Linked DNA regions of Mus musculus: region 2 is linked to region 1. Evidence: chromatin loops called from intact Hi-C (ENCODE). Cell type or tissue: left cerebral cortex. All regions are shown on one strand. Each heading gives the region's core, and the rest is flanking DNA. Links, peaks and the distances in the headings are about the cores only. Region 1 overlaps 2700069I18Rik (RIKEN cDNA 2700069I18 gene). Region 2 has its middle 280 kb from the start of Hnf4g.

Region 1 (9,003 bases), core at 1,004-9,003:
TTCCTGCTATTGCAGGCAGGCAAATGCAGGTGATGAAGAAAACACCTGAGAGTAATAAGTCTGTTTCAGGTTCAGGTGAAGAAAGGGTCTACTTCTGCCATGGTGGACAAGGAAAATGATCATTGCATCCACAAATTCTTTATTTCTTTTGCTGCTTTACCCTCCCTGAAACGTTATCAATAATATTAATGTCATTAATATCAAACCCAGCAAATGTCAACAAAATTATTTAAACATTTTTGTGGCTAGTGATCCCAACACCATTACCCCTCCTCTCTTTCTTGCAAACTATAGCTCCCTCGCTCTCTTCTCTCTCTCTCTCTCCCTCTCCCTCTCCCTCTCCCTCTCCCTCCCTCTCTCTCTCTCTCTCTCTCTCTCTCTCTCTCTCTCTCTCTCTCTCTCTGTGTGTGTGTGTGTGTGTGTCTGTGTGTGTGTGTTGGGTAGAGAGGGCAGTTATTGAATTCTAAGGAAACAAAAGCAGAACAGATTGAGGTCCTTTGCCCACTTTTGCAATCCCTTCTGTGCCTGGACTGTTGCCCTCCAAAAGCTTGTGTGTTTGTGTGTATTTTGTTTTTAATCATCTCTCCCCGTTCTTCTTTTACCGCTTTCCTAAGAAGAGAGGCTGGGGGTGAGGTCGGGGGTTAATGGGCTCAGGCGAAGGGGCAGAGAACACTAGCATAGAGTCAAGAGTCTCCTCCAGGGCTTGGCCTCAGAGCACACTGCCAGCGCTAGAAGAGCTGTTGGCAGGATCCTTGGCTGGTCTGCGCTGGGTGGGTCGCCAGCAGGGATGCGTCGACCAGGGCGAACCCAAGCCCTGCCTGCAGGCTGCTTCGGAGCAGGGGAGGAACACAGCCTCCCGCCTGGGCCAAGGAAGATTTCACTCTAGGCGGATCGACTGAGAATCCCCCAGCTTGTCCCCTCTGCAGAGCCCTGCCCCTGCACCTTGGACCCTGATTTCAAATCCACTCACAAGCAGTGTCTCAAGGTACTTAAACTCCACCAACCTGCCGCCACTCTAAAGGAGCGCTGCCTACTTTATTTTTCAAAGTGAAAGGAGAACTTTTTATTTTATTTTATTTTTTAGTTTTTCCTCATGCACGGAGAACTTTCGCTAGTTACCCTAGCGGAGCTCAATTCTCTCCTACCACTAGAACCTTGCCAGAGTCTTTAACTGTTGGCGAACCCCAAGGCTACATCAAGTGTTTAGGTGTTGAGTGTTGAAGATGAGGGACAATTAACATTGAAACAAAAGGTAACTTCTACTTCTAGACTTTTTTCCTTGGAGCAGTTTATTTCACAAATCCACGCTGAGGACACTCTGGGCTTTCCAAACCGGATAAAGAGTCGCCAGCTGTCCTTTCTTCCAGTCTGCCCTCCCCTCACCAAGTCGCTAATAATGCCCCACCTCCCTCTCCCCGGCATCCTCCAGTTCAAGAACAACTCCAGCCCAAGGGTAAGGTTCCCAGTCTTTTGACCGGGTTTCTGGGCTCTATAGATAAGCTCTGTTTGAAACAAGGTATTACAAGATTTCAGCATTAGGATCTCTTTAGAGCAAAGCAGACACTTTCAGATCCTTAACCGCCCCCCTCCTTCCTCTTTTTTGTTGAATCTTCTCCACCCAGGGGCCATTTAACAAAGGCAGTCTGTTAACTAACATTTTTGTTTAACTCAGCAGCTCATTCCAATCCACTTAAAACTTGATACCAAAGACTGCTCTCTCTCTCTCTCTCTCTCTCTCTCTCTCTCTCTCTCTCTCTCTCTCTCTCTCTCCCGTGTGTGTGTGTGTGTGTGTGTGTAGGGATATGAGGATTTGCATAGGTCAGGAGGAAATGGGACATTGATTGAAAATGAACGGAAAAGTACAGGGCTTGCTTGGGAAGGTGTCTCAAGCACAGATTTACAGTGAGATAATTCAAAAGGTGTGTGTGTCTGTCCAAACCTTATTATGAACAAAGTGTGTTTCCTGGAGCAGTAACAAAGGTGTGTGTGTGTGTGTGTTTGTGTGTGTGTGTGCACGCAAGCGCGAGCGTCTGCCCGTATGTGTTACAATATGAGTTAACGTGGAGAAGCAACATACCATCTTTGATATGAGAGGTAAACGCAGTGGCATTCAAAGGGGAGAGAGCATGTTAAGCCTCTCTGTATGTGTGTAGTATTTGTGGACACTTGAATCCCTTTCTGATTTCCTCTAGACTGGTTCTTATCTCCTTTATACTATTATTTATTTACTTACATATTTATTTACTTATTTATCTTAAAATAACACTCATGCTCCAAGGTCTCTGCTCTAAACCTTTATAGATTTTTCTCTTTCTGGAGAAACTTTAGGCTTTTATTTCAGAGGCAATCTACTTTAGACCTTTTCTCTGGAGGCTCTGACCTTTGGGGTGGGAAAGCTCATTATGTAAACTCAGACACAGTTAAAGTTAAGAATGGGAAAGGAAGGAGGAGCTACACAGGGTGCCACGGGAGGGAGAAGAATTAAGGGAGAGAAGAAAAAAAAGGGGGGGGAGGGAGTCAGAGCCCTCTGGCCTCCTGGAGGTCAGAGCTCAGATAGTACAGTGACCTCTTTTCCCTCTGGGCATCAAGCCCAGTGTTTATAAACAAAATCAGACGGGGACTCTTCCCAAACAATAGCAGTTGACTAACTTCACAAGCTCTTCAACATCGCTTATTGCAATTAAGGAGGACTTCTTATCACCACTACCACCCACAAAGCACACAAGCCCAGGATCACAAGCCCATTCTCCTCTAACATATGGAGCTATTAGTCTGGGGAGAAGCTCCAACGGAACAATCCAGATGTGAAAAGATAGAGATGGAAAACAAACAAACAAAACAAAAAACAAAAACAAAAACAAAAACAAAGAAAAAAACAGGAGAGAAAGAAATAACTGATCGTGGAATAGAAGACAAAATTGTGATCTTTTAAAATCATGTCAATAAACTTCTATAGAAATGGTATTCTGAGCTGGCTACCAAATAAAAGCATTTTAAAACATGACACTACATTTATCTAAACATTCACTTTAAGACAATAGTACAGATATACTGGTTAAGGAAAAGCCAGCACCATTGTAGGGAATGTCCTCAAATATGAGGCACAAAAGCTCCATTGAATTCTATCACAAACAGCCTATCTGATTTAAGTTCCCAAATATATAATTAAGTCCACATTTAATTACAAAGACAACCAGCAGAGACCAAATTGATTAACTATTTTTAAACAAAATGTCGTCAGGGTACACAAATGATAGCTTCACATTAGATTATAAGCAAAACTGCATTTTAGGGATAAACAGCAATGTGGAAAAGGCACAGTGCATTAAATTATTTTCAAACTTTTGTTTTAAAGAATTATCAGTTAACGTGTAAGAGAAAAGGTTAAATGAAATACCTCAGAGCAAAAGATCATCCCCTTCTCTTCTTCTATCAGTCCCCCGCTAAAGCATATGGAAAATGTTTTCAAAATGCCCAGATTTGGCACATTGTCATTGCAAGGAGAGGAGCGCAGTGATGCTTTTAGAGAAAATGGGAAATAAATTCAGGATTGGGTCCTGCCTCCTTCAGTGCGGATTTATCTAAGTTTAATTTAATATCCCATAATCACTGAATGATTGGTATCATTCACCAAGATTTTAAAGGTCTTTATTTAAATACCTCTGGCAGAAAGAGAATGAAATTTAAACCATTGCTTATTTTTTGTGTGTATTTTTTAATTTGGTGAACCTCAAGTGGGAACTTCTTACAATAAAAGGGAAAACGATGAAGCTTTTTTTTTTAAAGAGAGACTGTTAAAGGAAAACATTAGCTTTATTAAAATCATTCTGAACGTAAAATCAAAAAGCACAAAATGGTTGTTTGTAAAACACTAAACCTTTAATCGATTTTATTGGCATTCCGATCGATTAGATAAACGGAAATCTATAGCAAACATCAAAGCATTTTCTCTATCTCATTTATAAACAAAACTTTTCTTTTCAGTAGAAGAAATGATTATCAAACGACTAACAGGAAATTCTTCAGATATCAAATTACGATAATAAAATTATTTCCACATGGAAGGGGGTAATGACAATGATGATAGTAATTACAATAATGAATAATTCAACAACCCTTTGACTTGTCTAGAAAAACCTCGGGCAGAAACGGCGTTTGAAAAGGGGCTACTTTAAAATAAATACTTTCCTTATTTTTAAAGGTAGATTTCAGAGACAACTCAAGGGGTCTTGCTTAATGGTGCCTGCCAGACTAGTGTAATTTTCCGGTAGATGCAGACCAGTAGGTTTCTTTGCCGGCGTTTTCCTCCAAACTGAGTAACTTCTGATTAGCAAAAATTAATATGCAAATAAAAGTGACTACTACTAGGTTTACAAAGTTGAGGCTGGAGTTGTCGTCTCCTCATTTTAAAATATGAATCCCGGATTACATAGGAAAACAAAGACGAAAATCCCCCAACCTAGGATGAGGAAAAAAACGATTTATTTGGAAATGTCAGATTTGCTGTCGCTAAGAGCTTAGGACATTCTAGCTGCGGGCAGGGCAAGTGTTGCTGCAAAGGCTTTGTGTTTGTTTGCTAAAGAGGATCAATGAAAGAAAGTGGCCATAAAGTAGTTAGTGAGGCATATGTTTGGGACTTGCGACTCTGGAGACCCTCAGCTGGTCCTTCCCGGAAAGTCCCCGAGTCGCTGGGAGAGGGGCGCCGAGCTAGGACATATGGCTTGAGCGCTTCTCACCCTTCCCTGGAACTCTGACCCACCCACTGTCACCTTCATCTTCTGCCCACGGCATACAGTGTAGGACCATGGCTTCTGCCTGGAGTCCTTCCAGTTGACTTAGGCTGCCTTTTCATCCTCGCACTCAGCTGCTTGCACCTTCGCCATAGTTCCTACTCACAGCAAGTCACTTCCTCCCTCAGTATGCTCGGAGCCTAAACTAAACCTCTGTTTCCATTCTACTGGAATCCCACTGGTGCTGAGCCCCTCCGGTGAATCTGGACAAGTCTCCACTGTTCCTCCCCTCCCCCACCTCTCTCCTGCCATTTATTTGGCAACTGGGGTCTTCTTACCCTCGTACTTCAAACCTCTCCTCCAGACATTCCAGAGAGTTCTCATCACACCAGAATGTGCTCTCCTCCTCTTCCTCCTCCTCCCCTTGGGTTAGGGAGTGAGAGGGGGGGATTTCAAGTTGAACTCCCAGGGGTTTTACTCTATTCTTTTAGCAGCTTTACTTTCCCTTTTCTTCTTTGCGTAACCTTCACCTAACTCCTAATTTATAACAGAAGCGAGCTCTTTCCTCTGCAGCCCGCAGTTTACAGTTTCCGTCTGGGGATTGCACACGGAGCGTGCTCCTGGATTCCCAGTCTCTGCCCCTGACTCCTTGCACCTGATGGCCAACTAACCGCCCTTTCTGTTCTTGAAATGAGTGCCTGACTGAGATTTAAAGTTCTCTGAAAAGCGTCTCTTTGTCAACTGACCGCACTGCGGGAATGAAGGCTTGGATGTAGAGGGATGGGCAACAGAACCTTTTAAAACACCTTTTACCTCACTCTGAATTCTTCCACCCTATCCGGCTGTGATTGTGAATAGCGAATTATGGAATATTTTTCTTCTTGGCACGTGCAGTGTGCCAAGAGTTATTCCCTAGTGGTCTCCCACCCTCCCTTGTGTCTTTTGGTTTGCGAAGGTCACTGTTTCACCAGGCCACCCTTTCTATTCTTTCCCTCACTGTGAGCCCTGAGAGGGAGAGCAGGCTAAAGTCCTCGTCCCTTTTCTTCTTCTAGCTGATGCAGCTGCCTCAGAAAATCGCTGTGGCCGCTGCCTCTTCCCGCTTTAATCCCAGACCTCCAGTCATTGGGCAGCCCCTTGGAGGCAAGAAGTCAACACCATGGCAACCCGACAAGCCTATCAAATCACCGGCTGACGTGACAGCGGCAACAGCAGCAGGGAAGAATGTGCGGAAAAGCCGAGTGGCCACTGCACTCACACACATGGGCTCGCAGTGGACAGCCACTGCGGCCTCCATGTCAGACTACGTGTGTGCATATCTGTTTATTGCCTTACCATACGACTTAGTTCTGAAGAGGGAAAGGAGAACTAGAGATCCATGCAGCTCAAATGAGTCCCAGTTCTGTAAATTATAAACCAAAGCTATCTGCTTTCGGCTTCAGTAGTCCACAAACGAAATCCCAGTAGCTTCAGAGATGTTTAAGACTTATCCCAAAGCCTACGGTTTCTTTGCCAAGTCTGTCATTTGCTTAAGCAACACAAATGAAGCATTTTGCTTTCCAGGTCCAAAAGGATAACAATGTTATGATAAGAAATTACTATTATCTGTCAGTGTTATGTGAAATGTGACTCAACACTAATACTTGGGAACGCCCTAAACTTCAGTTTAAACTGTCTTTTTCTTTTCATATATTGTGTTTTGGTCTGTTGCATAAGTTCTAGATCTTTTTTCCATAAAGAGAAAAAGCAGAGGAGACCAAAAAAAAAAAAAAAAAATGCTTCTTCCAGCCCTACCTGGTCTTTGTATCCCTTCCCCCTTCTTGAAGAGTCTGCTAATTAACCAAATGGAAAGAAAACATTTTATTAGCATTGAAGAGCATTGTCTAATATGGAGCAGATTGGAACTATATTGTTCACTGACAAACTGTAAACTAAGACAGGCTTTTCTTTTTTGAGAAATAAGCATAACCTTCCTTTTTAATTTAAACTTCCCCTCTGCCCCCTGAAGCCATTGGCAGTGATTTGTATAAGAATCTATAAGGTTGCCATGGGGTACCTGTTCCCCAAGCATCTCTAACTTTGTCACTGTTTTCAAAGTTTTCCTGTTGAAATTGGATAGAATAGAGAATCCATTTACTAATAAAGCTCATGGGTCTTATTGAGGGAACTTTGTATGGATTCTAAAAGTTTAAGTTCACTTAAGTGGCATGTAAACAGTATGCACAGAAACAGTACATTAAATAAGCAACTTTAAAAACATTTTATTTAACTTTTTAATAAAAGCTTCTGGTGTGTGAGACTTTAAATTTTATTTGGCATAAATAAAATACTGGAGAACTGGAAAGACTGAAAGACAGCAGTTGCCAGATGAAGAAAAGCAGGACAGAGGGCCAAGTTTTGAGCCTTAGAAAATTCAATGAGATCTTGAGTTGGGTTTTCTTACTTGCCCTATATTTTGTTATTGATGAATATCTCTAGTAAAATATCACAGTTACACAATATAGATAATTAAGGATCAAAACAGGCATAAAGTCTCCTGGAAAACAACCCAGGATATGCTAAAAGACAACTTTCAGGGATAACACGGTCTTCTCTAAACTGGAATGCTGAGAATGTTCAGATAACATTATCTTGTACAAATCTGATCTGTGAATATCTGCGAAAAACCACAGAATTGAAATTTGGTTTCAATCTAAATGGATACCATTGTCTTCAAATCTATATGGCTAAATCACCTTATTCTTGAATACTTACAGTGTGAATACATGAGGAAATAGCTTGCCATACTTTAAAAGAACTTTATTTGCGTATCTTGTTTTCTTGTAAAGCAAAGCCCATAAAAAGAAAAAGTTTTAAAAATAAGTATAATGTTCAAAAATACTTCAATGTATTTTGGATTCTGTAAAAGTATGAGTAAATGCTCATGCTCACAGAATAAATATTAAATGCTAAGATTTCGTTGTTCTGCTTAAAGCTATATTAAAGTTACTGGAAAACTTTAAATACCTTAGGATCTTTATTTGCATATGTGCATACATAGTATTCAAGTGAAGGGCATGTATTACATTGACACTAAAATGTGCAATTATATGTACATCATTTGTAATTGCTAGAAAACTTAAAGAGGTAAAATTAATCACTTAATACCTTTAAGCTGAAATGTCCAGGAATTTAATAGTTCTTTTGAATTTTTGATGTATTGACATTAAATGCTTTTTTGTTACAAACTTTTCATTTATGAATGATAGAATTTTAAAGAATCTTGCATATATAAAGCATTTATTTCTAGACAGACAATTTTACTGTCTCCTTTAAAACATCACCCTTATAGATCATACAAAATAATGGATGATTAGGAGTCCACCTGAATGCTATACAGATATATATGTATCTGAGTGCTATATAGCTAGCTCTAAATGCAGATCTTTACACTCAGCAAAGTCTCTTGTTCCCTTAGTGTTTTCAGTATGTACACTCTGCTAATGAATAAAACAAGGAATTAAAGTCAGTTTAAATGCTACACCTAAAAAAAATGCAAGAACACATCAGTCATTTTCAGCTGGATGAATACTATCTCCATAGAGTCCATTCTTGACCTTACCTAAGTAAGTATTTTAACTTAACGTATGAGACACACCTAGAGGGGTAATACATTGCACTTAATAGGAAGACAGTTAATAACCTTTACTCCCCCTCATGCACTATCAATCATGGCTGTCACCAGTCTGCTGAATCAAAGCAAAAGTGTTCTTCACAGATGACTGATTAGAAACTCAAAATCAGAAGATCCATCTTCATGGTCACTTTTATTATAGTCATTTTTAAACTGACAGCAACCTGCTCAGTTTCAGCACACTGGGCATCACAAATAGTGTCACTCAGCGCAGCTAAGCATGAGAAAAGGTTGGTTGGATTATACTTAAAAATAATTAGGCCGTCGACCCTTTGTGGCCTAGAAAAAAGGTAGTCTTCTCCTAGCCTCTTTCTCCCTCCCTCCCATAACTGCTTTAAAGTATATTGAGTCATAGTTTATGATTATGTTTTCTTGTAAATTAGGAATTAGGAATTGGGAAGCAAATAGATCTAGTTGAGAGGTGCAGAGAACTTTTTGTCTAGACCTTCTTAATTTCATGGCAGTACCACTTTTGTCCTCAGAATTTTTGTATGCTTCTTTGCATAATTAAATGTGTGTGTGTGTCTGTATGCATGTAAATGTGTGTGTATCCGTATTATGGACTGCACACAATTAGTGCATTCTGCAATTCAGGTTGTCAGA
Region 2 (9,003 bases), core at 489-8,488, 1.4 Mb after region 1:
ATTCCGCTGTTGAGGGGCATCTGGGTTCTTTCCAGCTTCTGGCTATTATAAATAAGGCTGCTATGAACATAGTGGAGCATGTGTCCTTCTTACCGGTTGGGACATCTTCTGGATATATGCCCAGGAGAGGTATTGCTGGCTTCCGGTAGTACTATGTCCAATTTCCTGAGGAACCGCCAGACTGATTTCCAGAGTGGTTGTACAAGCCTGCAATCCCACCAACAATGGAGGAGTGTTCCTCTTTCTCCACATCCTCGCCAGCATTTGCTGTCACCTGAATTTTTCATCTTAGCCATTCTGACTGGTGTGAGGTGGAATCTCAGGATTGTTTTGATTTGCATTTCCCTGATGATTAAGGATGCTGAACAATTTTTCAGTTGCTTCTCTACCATTCGGTATTCCTCGGGTGAGAAATCTTTGTTTAGTTCTGGGCCCCATTTTTAATGGGGTTATTTGATTTTATGGAGTCTACCTTCTTGAGTTCTTTATATATATTGGATATTAGTCCCCTGTCCGATTTGGGATAGATATAGACTAACAAACTGGCTACACAAACAAGACCCAACATTTTGCTGCTTACAGGAAACTCATCTCAGAGAAAAAGATAGACACTACCTCAGAATGAAAGGCTGGAAAACAATTTTCCAAGCAAATGGTATGAAGAAACAAGCTGGAGTAGCCATCCTAATATCTAATAAGATTGACTTCCAACCCAAAGTCATCAAAAAAGACAAGGAGGGGCTCTTCATTCTTATCAAAGGTAAAATCCTCCAAGAGGAACTCTCAATTCTGAATATCTATGCTCCAAATACAAGGGCAGCCACATTCATTAAAGAAACTTTAGTAAAGCTCAAAGCACACATTGCACCTCACACAATAATAGTGGGAGACTTCAACACACCACTTTCACCAATGGACAGATCATGGAAACAGAAACTAAACAGGGACACAGTGAAACTAACAGAAGTTATGAAACAAATGGATCTGACAGATATCTACAGAACATTTTATCCTAAAACAAAAGGATATACCTTCTTCTCAGCACCTCACAGGACCTTCTCCAAAATTGACCACATAATAGGTCACAAAACAGGCCTCAACAGATTCAAAAATATTGAAATTGTCCCATGCATCCTATCAGATCACCATGCACTAAGGCTGATCTTAAATAACAAAATAAATAATAGAAAGTCAACATTCACGTGGAAACTGAACAACAATCTTCTCAATGATACCTTGGTCAAGGAAGGAACAAAGAAAGAAATTAAGGACTTCTTAGAGTTCAATGAAAATGAAGCCACTTCATACCCAAACTTATGGGACACAATGAAAGCATTTCTAAGAGGAAAACTCATAGCTCTGAGTGCCTCCAAAAAGAAACTAGAGAGAGCATACATTAGCAGCTTGACAACACACCTAAAAGCTCTAGAACAAAAGGAAGCAAATTCACCCAAGAGGAATAGAAGGCAGGAAATAATCAAACTCAGGGGCGAAATCTTTCAATTGATTCTTAATTTAACAACTCATTACAAACTTCAGTAATGCTTGCTCAAAGCTTAAAAGTACATACCGGCTTTTGATAATTGTAGAACATATTATAGGACATATTAGAATACTGTCTCCATTATAAATTTGTTTAAGAAATTAACCTGTATTTTGTTATATATTTCATATATTTAATCCACACAAAATGACAATTATCATGAATCCACATGATTTGGGTCAATCTAGCAATATAACACAGTAAAAAGCAATCAGCTTGTTCTACGCCACACAAATAGCAAGGCCCAACAATGAAAGACATTTACTCTGAGGGAAAGACAGAACTAGTCAGTGGGATAGGATGTCATGAATAATAAACTCTCCGTCAATAATAATATTCCATGTTCCTAAGGCTCAGTTTACTGCATTAATAACGAGTGAGGTGATTTGGTTAGCTTCAGACCATAAATAGGTGCCATTGTTAATTTTAATTAATTAATGGTGATTGTGGACAATCTTGGGCTGAGCCTCGTCTTCAGATTTTGCATCTGGCTCTAAGAAGAAGGGAGTTGAAGGGAGGGTACAGTAGGTCATAGCTCACATCTTTCTTTTTTACCCCTGAGGGATTTTGTAGCTCTTTAGAAAAGAAAAAATATATAATAATGCTTTCAAATGCATCTTTTAATCCAATGAAAAGATAAATATAATATGATGTCATTTTAAACAACAATAATTTTACATACTAAAACTCAAAATTACTGCAGATGCCTTGGTGTTATAGTATGGCCAAGAAAAGGTTTTTATTTTCAGAAAATGGTTCAATCTGAAAAATGACATTTATCCCCATAAAAAATAGAGACATGGGCTGTGTATGGTCTGGAACTGCTTGTGACCCAGGAACCCTTGGAAAAGAAAGCCCAGATCTTAGTAAGCCATAAAGTCCCTCCTTGGAGCCTGAAATAAGTGAAGTGCAATAAGAGGGACAAGTTAGATTCTTAAATAGTACCCAGTTCTTACAACATGCAATTTGAATATATTACTATTTAATATATATATATTATATATGTATGCTTGTTTACAATATGAGTGCTTGATGACCACAGAGACTAGAATTGAGAATCAGGTTACCAAAACTGATTGATACTTATGAGACGTTATGTGGATGCTGAGAATTGACAAAGACCTCTGAAAAATAGTGAGTCCTCTTTAACTACTTGAGCCATCTCTCCAGCCCCAAATCTATCTTTATCAAGTAGTGTTAACTACTGCCACAAACGTTTTGATGTAGTTGTCTTCAGTCATTTGTTTGCCTCTTAACATTATTTTTAAGGTGAAAATTTTATTTAGGATTTGTAGGTTTGTTGATGTTGTGGCTTAGGTTCTTGGGGCTGATGAATAGTTCGTGGTGAACAAGGCCACCTGGTGCAGACTTCAGTTTTCACCTGTCTTGGTGTGAGCACCAACTAGATCCCTTGGAAGCAAGTTCGGTGGTAGATATTAGTGTGAATGATCCTTATCTGAGGATGTCCAGGGGATCACTCCAGGGACAGGAAAATTGGGAGAGAGATCCCTGGATTAGCTGAACTGTGACAAACTTTTGCTCATCCATGTTCTAAGACAAAATTAAAGAAGTTGTCTCAGGTTGAGGTCAAGTTTTCTCCATGATATTCACTGGGTGTGGGTCTCCTCAGCAAAAGAACTTGATGTTGGACTGAGAGACACAAACTCTGAGGGGATGGCCTAGTAGGCCATCAATGGGAGGAGAGGCCCTTGGTCTTGTGAAGATTATATGCCCCAGTACAGGGGAATGTCAGGGCTAGGAAGCAGGTGTGGGTGGGTTATGGAGCAGACTAGGGGGAGGGAATAGGGGACTTTTGGGATAGCATTTAAAATATATATGAAGAAAATATCTAATAAAAAAAGAACAATACTTTGGGACCAAAAACATCTGTTGAGCAGAAACCATTTCCTTAGGAGTGTGATGGAAGCTGGTGTAAATCTCAGGTGGTATTTACAGAAAGTCTGAAGGGGGTTGGGATCATATACCTCAGTATTCACCATCTTGAGTTGAGAGTGAGAACTGTCTAATGATGTAATAACCTCAAACTGACTAGCTAGAAGTTTGGATTTTACTAGCAAATCTATATATTATTTTTTACAACTTTTCTACCAGAATGTTTATATGCAATACAGCAAAGCCAAACTACCAAACCATATATCCATTTTCAGAAAATCCTAAGATAGGGCTATACCAGTCATTGCTCAGTTTTCCCGACACAGAGAAAACAATGAATTATATTGGCCCACACTGCTGCATGTCAGGGGAGTCTTATGAACTAAAATTTATCTGCACTTATCTTTGCAGTCTTAGTCCTACTAGAAGACTGTCTGGAAAAGAAGAAGAAGAAGAAGAAGAAGAAGAAGAAGAAGAAGAAGAAGAAGAAGAGGAGGAGGAGGAGGAGGAGGAGGAGGAGGAGGAGGAGGAGGAGGAGGAGGAGGAGGAGGAGGAGGAAGTAGTCTGTCTGAGTATTTAAGAATGTATTTAATGAAATCTGCATCCCTGCTCCAGCAACAGCATTTTGTAACATGTAGTAAGATAGATACACTCTACCAAGGTCCTTATTGCTCATCTCATTTTCATATCAACTTGGTAAGCACATGTCAACTTTTCTTTCTTTCAGATATTGCCCATAGCCAAGTTGGCAGTGATCAATGGAAGCCATTTCTGTTCAGTCTAATATGTACAATAGTGTAAAGACTCAATATGTTTAGCAAGCATGCAGATCACATAAGGACTTAGTTATTGGTTCCAACAAACACACACACACACACACACACACACACACACACACACACACATACCCTCCATTAAAGATACAGAATTTGAAAAAAATGCACCATGTTAATGCACAAGTGTACTGGTGTTTATTGTTTGTCTTTTTAGGACACCTTAAAATATGTAGTAAAAAATCCCCATGGTATTAAAAATTTATAAAGTAAAATATTTCAGGAAAAAATCCTCTGCTTACTGCTATTTGCACTAAAAAGGCAAAATGTTTATGAATTTCAATAAATGTGACCATTTGAATCATATTTATTGCCATACATTTAAATCTACATTTTAACTATTTGAGATACTACTGACTATATAAATAAATGTAATATTGAGTCAACCACTGGCATTTTTAGTTTTCAACTGTATTCTTATTTGTCTACCTGTAGAAAATTACATGCAGATACAACACGTTTCTAGTTCTTCAATTCAAATCTAATAGTGCCACCTATTGCTGTAAAGTTAAAGTACCCATAGCTGCTTTTTCCTTAGTATTTGATACAGTTCTTTTATTTTCTGACTGCAATGGTTCTTCTAAGATTTTATAGTGATTAATATGCAATTTTAGATTAAAAGTTTTCAAATACTTATTAAAAGTTAAAATATACATTTCGAGTCACCATAAAAATAATTTAAGCTTACATTTTAATTTTTATCTTTGAAAAACCACATTATGAAATAGTAAGAACTAAATTATAATTAAATTACATTTTTAACACTATCTAGCATCAATAAATATAGCTTAATTTCATCTGTGGCAAATTTAAAAAATTTATTGGAATACATAAATTAAATTTTCCTTGCTGTAGTAAAAACTGTAAATTTCTCTAAGAAACTGATCAGTCCCTTAATTTGGATTTACATTAGAATATATTGCAACAGGATGCATACTTTCTATCTGTTTATATTTTGGTATAAGAATACAAAGAAGACTGTACACATATGCTTATATGAACTTAAAGCACTTTATTCATATACTAATATCAATACCCTTTTTACACAAAATATTATTCTGATTTTTCTACACTAACCAAATGTTCATGTATATGAATAAAGCATATATTTGATCAACAAAATTTTAAAACCTTATTTTGTATTTACAGATTCACAGTTTTATAAGGTAGTATACTCTTATCTTTTTACTAGATATTAAAAGTTGCTTATGGTTTTATGTAATAGGCTGCTACAAATACTAAGAAATGTTCCTGTCATTTCTAGTGCTAAAGTCCCCAACAAAGTCAGATAAAAGAAATACAGAACCACTCCTATCTTTCCCAAAGGACCATGGCATAAAATGGCAATTACAAAATTTTAAAGATACTATAGCTGAACAAAAAAATAGGTGAGGTTTTAAAACACATGATATTCATAGTACAATCATTACAGATAGTAATATCAATCATGTATTTGTTACTATTATATGGATTATGTGGTATTTGAAATTAAATTTTCTATTCAGCTTGTGTAGAATATTTGTAATTCAAAGATAAAATTTATTTAAATCTCTCAATTACATTTTTTGTCTTGCATTAAATTACACTGAATTGTCTTTGGTATTGTACTTATATAAGATATAATCGTATTTTAGATTACCTCAAATATTGCATTTTAAACTCAAAGAATTAGAAAGGTTTCAAAATGTCTGAATATGCTAAAGGGTTTAAACTCACTGACTGACTATTGTCTGGATAGCTGGTCATATAAATGTATTCAATATTTGTGAAGTATGGTCAATCATATTGCTAGAAGAATTCAGAATGAATCTTTTTCTGAATTGTCACATGCTTTGCACTGGAAAGGAAGTATAATATAATAAAGTGTCTTACAGACTCAAGATTCATGGCATTACCTATAATCTCTAGGACCATCTTTGGCACATAATTCCTAGTAAACAACTGTTTGCTAGGAGAATTTAAGAATATACACAATTGGTGGGTGGCTTTTTAAAATACCAAAGCTATTTCTGTTCATTTCTCTAAATATGATTGTCCTTCCTGAGCTCAAATGGCTATTTCGAAGAAATTCTATTCAAGTATGATTCTTCTCACAAGTGGGCTAACTGAAATACATAAGACAATATATATTTCAAAGGAAAAAGAAAAACAAATGCAAGTGGCCTGATAATTGTCTCATGTGATGGCGAAATCTGGGCTACACAATGCTAATTTCTAACCTAACACCATGATAGCAATCACAGCCATCACAGGGATGGAATAAAGAGAGCAATCTAACATTCAGTTCTAGGAGTTTCTCATCAGTGACTGGCAGGCTGCCATGAAAGCTTACAGTAATCCCATTGGACAGCCCTGGTTGATGAAGCCTAGGAACAGGCCGCAGAATGTGAGGAGCTCACAGCTGCTAGAATTTGTCCATAATTTAAAGCTATATGAGAAGAGAGTTTCTCTCTTTCTGGTACAGGTTCTTCAACTCACTCTTCTGCTCACTCTTTCCACTATAGTAGCAGTCCATTGAGATTCGAGGATCCTCTTACCTGAACATGGAGAATCTGTGCTACATATAAGCACTGATGAATTCAAGGTCTTCCTTCCTCAGTTTCTCCTTTTAGTTTTTAAGAAAAATCTGAAAACATCTTGGTCCATCCTCTTTATTTCTATATTAAATAGATGAATAATAAATGAAGTTATCTGTCTAATTGTATGTTGATACTCTCTCCTAAAATCTGTTCCATTTTTACAATTTTTGAACACTTAATTTTGACTAAAGACTGTAGTGAGACAAAAATATCTTTGTTTAACATACACATCTCTTCAAAATCTGAGAGTTATTTTGTGTTCTGTTGATTTTGACTCTCATGATGGCCAAGGACACAGGCTACATGGAGACTTCATAGAAAACCACCAGGAAACTACTCTCTTGAGCTCTCCTCAATCCAAGATCCACTATACAGACAGACTTTGTTGATTCAGTCCAGAGGCATATGCCTATGTGGAAAAAGATCAAAGAGTGTCTGCACCACGCACCTCTCTCTTTTTTTTTTAATTTTTAATTTTTTATTTTTTATTAGATATTTTCTTTATTTACACCATGTACCTCTCTTATCTTCAATATACTACCCCTTTCACTTTAAATATTTGCCTTACCTGAACATGCTCTGTGGAATTTTATTTATTTTCCAAATACTCCAAGAAAAGAACTATTTCCAGAGGTATCCAACCACCATCACCTGGTAGTTTCCAATTCAGGCTTTAGTTCAGATAAAAAGGCAAGACAAAGGATTGTTTATTTCCTATAACATTTTGCAAAAGTAACTTGGTTTCTTCAGAGTGTATCTAATTAACACACACACATACACACACACACACACACACACACACACACACACACACACACACATATATATATATATATATATATAGAGAGAGAGAGAGAGACAGAGAGAGACAGAGACAGAGACAGAGTGACAGAGAAACAGAGAGACAGAGACAGAGAGAAACAGAGAGAGACAGAAGACAGAGACAGATACGAGACAGAGAGACAGAAAGAAGGAGGGAGGGAGGGAGGGGGAGAGAGAGAGAGAGAGAGAGAGAGAGAGAGAGAGAGAGAGAGAGCACAAAGGAGCTTTGTAAGGGGATTAGCTCATGGAAGTTGAGGAGGTCTAGCATAGGTCATCTGTGATCTGTGTTCAAATTGAGCTCTTGTGCTAGTAGTAGTAGAAGTAGACTTCAGATCAAGTCTAGAAGCCTCCAAAAAGGAGGAAAAAGTTTCTATAGCCCTTGTCCAGTAGGCTTCCAAGTGTGATACAAGTATGAGAGCTGAAGAGCTGAAAGATAGAAAGTATAATTTTTATATCTAAATTAAAGAGACAGCATTCTGACTCTTGAATCAGGCCAAGAATCTTCTATACAACCACTATTTTTCGGCTTCAGAAGTAGTCATGATCTCCAGGATATCACAGTGAACCAGACAAATAAATATTAAAAACTCTGTTTTAACCTTCCTTATTTTGAATTATGATTGGGGCTATAGGTGGTTTTTTTTTGTTTGTTTTTGTTTGTTTGGGGGGTTTTTGTTTGTTTTTGGGGTTTTTATTTTGTTTTGTTTTGTTATCAAATAGAATGAAATGCCTGAGGAAACTAATTTTAGATGGGAAAAGGTTTACTCTGATCCATATCTCAGAATTTTTTATCAAATGCCTGCTAGTTCCAAGCCTTTCACCTTTGAAGAATACAGCACATAATCAATAGACACTCAATAGAGGCAACAGGAAGAATCTATAGTCATGAGTCAGGATACAGTGGCCATAAGAGAGAGAGAAAGAGAGGGAGAAGGGAGCAAGAGCTACAAAGTTCTCTAATGGTCTGAACCCAGTGACCTCGGGTGAAACCTCACCTTTCACGGGTCTAGGAGTGTATCACTGTTCCCACTGTTATCACCTTAGTACTAACCCTTTAACATATAGACCATTAGTGAGCACTCAGTATTCACACTATTGTCATATCCTACATCATTTACTCAATATTGAATGTACAATATATTCATATGGTTGTGTGAGAATATTTTTTTTATTTTTATTTAAATATTTTTTAATTAGATATTTTCTTTATTTACATTTTAAATGTTATCCCCATTCCCAGTTTCCTCTCCAAAAACCCCCTATCTCCTCCTCCCTCCCCCTGCTTGCCAACCCACCCACTCCTGCTTCCTGGCCCTAGCATTTTCCTATACTG

The links. Peaks named below come from ENCODE experiments on the same cell type or tissue, not always from the same donor. Only the 100,000 strongest peaks of a DNase experiment are listed, where the experiment ranks them.
Region 2: it touches region 1 in a loop (3-fold over the local background); 2 of 42 quality-filtered maps call a loop at or near these places.

What each region holds. Positions count from the first base shown.
Region 1 is chr3:5,207,296-5,216,298 of GRCm38, reverse strand. All of the region lies in intron 1 of 2700069I18Rik (RIKEN cDNA 2700069I18 gene), which reads left to right. Among named protein-coding and RNA genes, the nearest start is that of Zfhx4, 6.8 kb to the left of the region's middle. In left cerebral cortex, for the core only: no CTCF peak of the experiment used is centred there; DNase peaks (open chromatin) are centred at 4,883, 5,570 and 5,870; H3K4me3 peaks cover 746 bases; H3K27ac peaks cover 251 bases.
Region 2 is chr3:3,781,992-3,790,994 of GRCm38, reverse strand. No RefSeq gene overlaps it. Among named protein-coding and RNA genes, the nearest start is that of Hnf4g, 280 kb to the right of the region's middle. In left cerebral cortex, for the core only: a CTCF peak has its summit at 4,781; DNase peaks (open chromatin) are centred at 4,761 and 6,564.